2 separate regions of the Homo sapiens genome follow, and region 2 is linked to region 1. A link is a contact called in ENCODE Hi-C or POLR2A ChIA-PET data. All regions are on one chromosome and are shown on one strand. The core of a region is the stretch at or near the end of the contact, and the rest is flanking DNA. Distances in the headings are between cores, read along the strand shown.

What was found. Hi-C counts contacts between places; a loop is a spot of excess contacts on that map. ChIA-PET counts read pairs that join two places held with the same protein, here RNA polymerase II (POLR2A).
Region 2: a map of gastrocnemius medialis shows a loop between it and region 1 (3-fold over the local background). The contact joins the promoter of ADSS1 here to the enhancer-like site in region 1. A Hi-C loop is called at or near these places in 1 of 168 maps with a recorded cell type or tissue (gastrocnemius medialis). POLR2A ChIA-PET finds 5 or more read pairs at or near these places in 1 of 52 experiments (activated CD8-positive, alpha-beta T cell).

The regions. Positions count from the first base shown.
Region 1 is chr14:103,547,654-103,550,353 of GRCh38, reverse strand. It overlaps LOC124903392 (a long non-coding RNA gene), which reads left to right. Exons shown (of 2, transcript XR_007064357.1): 2 at 1-2,700. It also overlaps the pseudogene RNU7-160P. Among named protein-coding and RNA genes, the nearest start is that of BAG5, 14 kb to the left of the region's middle. Within about 2 kb of position 1,258, at least 10 of the 41 ENCODE cell types and tissues checked have a DNase peak (open chromatin) inside an H3K27ac peak, as active enhancers do.
Region 2 is chr14:104,722,856-104,725,579 of GRCh38, reverse strand. ADSS1 (adenylosuccinate synthase 1) reads right to left here and starts at 1,351. Exons shown (of 13, transcript NM_152328.5): 1 at 1,118-1,351. The coding sequence starts at 1,309. RefSeq lists an enhancer at 1-304 and a silencer at 1,135-1,544.

The DNA.
Region 1 (2,700 bases), core at 9-2,508:
GTGACACTGGAAAAGACATTTTTGTAGCTAAGTTCATGAACAAATTCACACGCTCCACACTGCCGCCTTCTCGGCCTCCCTTTCCCCAGCCGATCTCCATCACCTGCCCCTGCCCTCAAAGCACCGAGTCCCCCAGGGCCTGTGCCTCAGGGCAGCTGCCAGGACTGCCAGTCCCCACCAGGGGCTGTCTCCCTCCCTGGGGGACACGCTCAGAGCTGCACTGGCTGGGGAGGCTCTGGGCGGAAGGGTGGAGAGACAAAGAGGTCTTTGTGTCCCTCTGGCTGGATGGGAGGACAGACAGGTCAGCCAAGGCTGTGTGACTGGTGAGGCCCACCCAAGGTCCCAGACTCCTGCCACCACCTACCTGGGGCCCTGACATGTGCAAGACATCTCTGTGTGCCTCAGTTTCCCGGCTGCGAGGTGGGGTCAGGCCACGCACCAGCCTGCCTCCCCACCTGGCTTCCCGCCCGGCGTCACCAGCCCTCACAGCTTCATGTTCCTGCGGTTTACCACTTTGGTGTCTTTCCTGGCCCCTTCCCCACGGGCACGTGAACTCGCCGCATCCCCAGTGCTTTCACAGACTGGTGAGGGCTGGGAAGGGCAGACCCACAGAGGGCCATAGCCGTGTGGGGTGGGGCACCCAGGACTGCTGCGTGGACCAGGAGGGAGGAAGAAGACCAGAAGCCGTGTCCTGGCAGCTCGGAGGCCCTGCGCCTGCAGAGGCCGCTGCGGGGCAAGGTCAGGCGGGGCCGGGATCTGGCTCTGGCCTAGGTGAGGGGTGGCCAGGTGAGCAGAAGGAGCTCCCCAGGGCCGCCTCTGTCACCTCATTTTCCTGCCAGGCCTGGGGCAGGGAGGGTGCCCAGCAAGCATCTGCAGGCTGACAGAAGGGCATGGTGCCCGAGGCTCAGTGTGGCTGGGAGCCAGGACAGAGCCATCTTCCCGCCTCTGGGTCCCAGGCCAGCCCTTCCCAGGTTGGGCAGGCTGGGCCTAGAGAGGCACCAGGGCTCTGCTCACAGGGACAGAAATGGATGCGGAGGGCCAGCCGGGTTCCTTGAGGTCCCTCTCCCTTCTGCTGTCTCTGGGTGTACCAGTCACCCAGAGAGGGTGAGAGTGGAACGGCCGCTGTCTGGTGCTGGGTCACGGGCAGAAACAGCCTCATGGCCAGGCCACCTGATGGCCATTCCCACAGGAAGGACTGGCTTCTGTGCTGTGTCCCAGCTCTGGCATGACCAAGCCATCCTCTGACCACCAGCAGCCACGCCTGGCTTCAGAGAAGCCAGAGAGCCCAGTGGGCCACGTGGACCCCAGCGGGCACCACGTGCCAGATGTCAGCTGCAGTCAGTCTCCAACCACAGTGCCTGCGCTCTGCCCCACCCTGCCTCATCGTCCTCAGAGGGCTTAGCACGATGCCAGGGGCCCCGCCACCTGAGACCCTGAAGACGCCAAACTTGTTCCGTTCCTGCTTGTATCCCCAGTACCTAGAGCAGCACCTGGCTCAACACGCTGACACCTGTGGGTGCACTCTGCAGGTGGCGTGGGCCCCGGGGGCAGCAGGAGCAGAGCCCAGGGGGACGGTTTTGCCTCCTGAGTCGGGGAACATGCTGCAAAGCTCTGTGGGCACCTGTCTTGTGGGGCACGGGGGGTCAGCAGGAACCGGCACCCTCAGGCGTGGCTGGGTGTACATGAGCTCTGTGCGTGTGCCACCAGGATCACCCATGTTGGGGGAGTCAGGGCCCCGCTGGGTGTACCCTTTACCTGGAGCCTGGCACAGAGGCAGGGCCTTCGGGTGGAGGGGCATGCCCTTGCTGATGGCCAGAGATGAAAGTGAGACCCAGAAAGAGATCAGGAAACTGGGATGTTCAGATTCTCCCGGGGGCCCCTCCAACTCTGCTCCTCGGGCGCAGCCGGCATTTCTCTGCACGTGGGGATGTAAAGGAAAATGAAGACTTTTCAAAAGCAGAGCCCAGAGCCAGGGCCGGGCACACTGGAGGCCCTGGAAGAACTTCAGGCAGCGGGTAGGGGACAGCGCCAGGACTGCCAGGGCTTCCTGGGCCCCACAAGCCAAGGGAGGTTTGGAGGCTTTGCTGAGTGCCCCTGGGGGCAGCAGTGGGGTTGGGGGAGGGGGGTGGGAAAGGATTTGGGGGCAGTGAGGACGGCACCAGGGGATGCGGGCACCCAGGGTTCTGGCCTGGCTGGCAGGAGGAGGGGTGAGCCATGGGGGCGGGGTCACAGAAGCATGGGCAGCAGAACCCACTGGGCCTCGCCGATAGCTGCTTATTAAAGGTGCTGGGGTACAAAAATTAGCTGGGCGTGGTGGCGGGCGCCTGTAGTCCCAGCTGCTCGGGAGGCTGAAGCATGAGAATTGCTTGAACTCAGGAGGCAGAGGTTGCAGTGAGCCGAGATCGTGCCACTGCACTCCAGCCCGGGCGACAGAGCAAGACTATCACACGCAAAAAATAAAAAATGGAAAAAAAAAATTAAAAAACGTGCTGGGGATGTCAGGGTGCAGGCGTGGGGCAGCGAGGCGCCCAGCTGCCTTCTTGAGCTGTGGTCTGGTCTGGGCATTGCCTGCAGATGGCCACAGCAGGCCCAGGGTGCTCTTGGCAGCCTGGGGCTCCTGGGCGTGTGTGCCCCTTCCTCTTGCATCCTGGTTTCATCTCCCCGGAAAGGGCATCTTCCAGCCCTTAATCCTGACCCAGC
Region 2 (2,724 bases), core at 102-2,601, 1.2 Mb before region 1:
CTGTTCCAGGAAGAACTTTCTAGGAAGCCACAGTCCCTTCCGGCAGGAGGGGCTCGGACAGCCCTGAGCCACACAGGGTGCTGGGCTGACTCCCTTCGTCTTGGGCCCCAGCCCTCCTCTCTGGAGCTCAGGAAGGAGGCCACAGAACCCGGAGAAGGGACGGTGCGGGGGCCCTTGTTCCATTATTGGCAGCAGCCCCAGGCAGGCTCCAAACCCCAGACGCGTGCATCCCAAAGTTGACCCCTTTGTGCCTGGAGCTGTAAGTCAGCCCATGGGCAGCAGACTTGGCTGCCCTGGCATGGGGCATGTAGCCCCAGGGTGGCGGCCCGAGAGAGTGCCCAGTGTGCAGCTCAGTCAGAACAGATGGGGGCGCTGAGAGCAGCTGCCGGCTGGCAGAGGCCCAGCCCTGGGCCCTGGGGGACAAAGCAGGTCTGGCCTCCTCGGTGGCACTGCCAGCCACGGGGTCACCCTGGCCAGAAGTCTGTGGCCCTCCCTCTCCCATGTCTGGCTAGGATCGTCCCAAGCACCCTCCCTCAGGCGCGGCCCCAATTGCCCCCCAGGACGGCCTGGCCCCCTTCCACCTCTGCCTCTCCTTGGCTGACTCACCGGGGTCACCCCCACCCAGCAGGCAGCTTTTACCCCCTCCACCACCTGCAGACCTTGCGGGGAGCCAGGTAAGCCCTATCCCAGACCCAGACAGGCCCCAGGTGATCACTGTAAATGAGGAAGGGGGGTGTCTTGGGGGTCCTCAAACCATCCTGGGGCTGGGTCCTCTGGTTCCCCCATGGAGGGTCCAGCGTCACACCCATGGCATGCGCCACCCCCTAAGGATCGGGTGTCCCCAACTCAGCGACTTGTATTTATAGCTGTGCCCTGGCCCGCTGCCGGGGTGGTGGAGTAGGGGTGGGTGGAAGGAGGGCGGTGTGTGTGGGTCGGGGGTTGTGTGAGTGGTGCGTGTGCGTGCGTGGGTGGGGTGGCCCTGGGAAAGGTGCTCCCGGAAGGAAGGCATCCAAGCGGGTGAGTGACCGGCCAGGGCATGGGAGGACAGGGGCCGTCTGGGTCGGGGGAGGGGGGCTCGCTGGGCGGTGGGGGAGGGACCCGGCGCCCCAGCCCGCACCTGGCAGCGGCTGATGATGTCGGCGTCCGTGGCCAGCAGGTCCACCACCTTGCCTTTGCCCTCGTCCCCCCACTGCGCGCCCAGCACCACCGTCACGCGGGAGCCGGTCGCCGCCGCCTCCTGCTGCAGCCGCCCCCGCTTGACGCCGCCTGCGCCGGGGGGCCGGTCGTTGGAGGCTCGGGTCCCCGACATGCTGGCTTGGCTCTTCCGCTGCGCTGGCCCGGCCAGGAGCCCGCCGCCGCCGGCGTCCGCGCCATTAAATGGAGCCGGGCCGGGGCAGGGGGCGGGGCAGGGGGCGGGCCGGGGGAGGGCCAGGGCGGGCGCAGTGACGCCCCGGTGACCTCCGGCCGCCACATCCCCGCCCCCTCGCCGCTGCCCGGGAAGCCCAGTTGAGTCTCGAGCACTTTAGGGGTGAGGGGCCGCACGGACCAACGGCCAGGCAGGCAGATGGCCTGGGGAGCCGCCCCCACGAATTTGCCAACGGAGGCAGTTTCTCGCTAGCCCGTCGGGGACCAGGGCTTGTGCACCGCGACCTCACCCCCCACCAAGCCCTTGCCGGGCCCAGGACTTCGGGGTTCCAGCAACTGCAGGGGTGGTCGTTCCCTCCAGGGAAGGAGTGCGGTTTGCAAAAGGGGAGCTGCGTCCTGCACCCCACCTAGAGGGTCCGCACTCTCGAGGAGCGCACCTGCCCCCCGTGGAACCCCGAGTGCCCTGGGCGCGGGCGCGCCCCCTGGCGGCCGCGAAGAGCCGCGCAGCGCGTCCTCTCCGAGGACTTTGTGTCCCCGCAACTGCCCGCACTTCTGCCCCACGGCAGGGGCCCCGCGTCCCGCCCGGGCGCGCTGTGGCTCGGGCCTGGCTGTAGCGAGCAGGCGGGCTCCAGCATGGAGCTCCGGCCCTCAGCACCCAAGTCTGGGGTAAAGGGACCCATCCTGTCAGCGTCACCTGGCTGGCATGGGAGCAACCCCCAGGGATGCACGCCACCGTGGGGCCCAGGTTCCCAAGAGGTCCCACACCAGACCTTCCCGGCCCAGCCTGTGGAGGGACTAGGCCCCAGAGGGAGGCGATGGTCTGCGAGGCTCCCGTGTTCCCGGCTGGTTGTCCTGTCTCACCCATCCCGCCCCACCCCTCCCAAGTAGATGAGGCTTGGAGGAAGCCAGCCCTGGTGGCCAAGAGAAGGGTCCTGGGGCCCCAAGGGCGGAAAAGAGAATCAGGTTCTTGCTTCAGAGCAGGGAGGCGGGGTCCTTTGTTCCCTCCCTGACGGCTCTCAGTTGCCAAAGAGCCTGGAGCCACGAGGCCCCTTGGGCTCAGGGCAACTCCAAGGCTAGTGACAGGGAGTCCATGGAGACGGGACACTCCCTGTGAGGAAGGAGTGGAGCTTGGGCCTGTCACAGCAAAGGTCGCTCACACTGAGTTAGTGATTCAGGTGCAGCCAAGGACACCACTGCCCACCCCTGCCTGCAGCCTCCCCACCCCTCCTCTCTTGGCACCTGACCGTGCCCCAGCCTGGGGGAGAGGGGCTGTTTGAAGCCTGGCCTCCTGCCCCCTGCACCCATGTCCCCAGTCCCCTCTTCTTCCACTGGGCACATCGACACTTCCTCTCCCTCAGC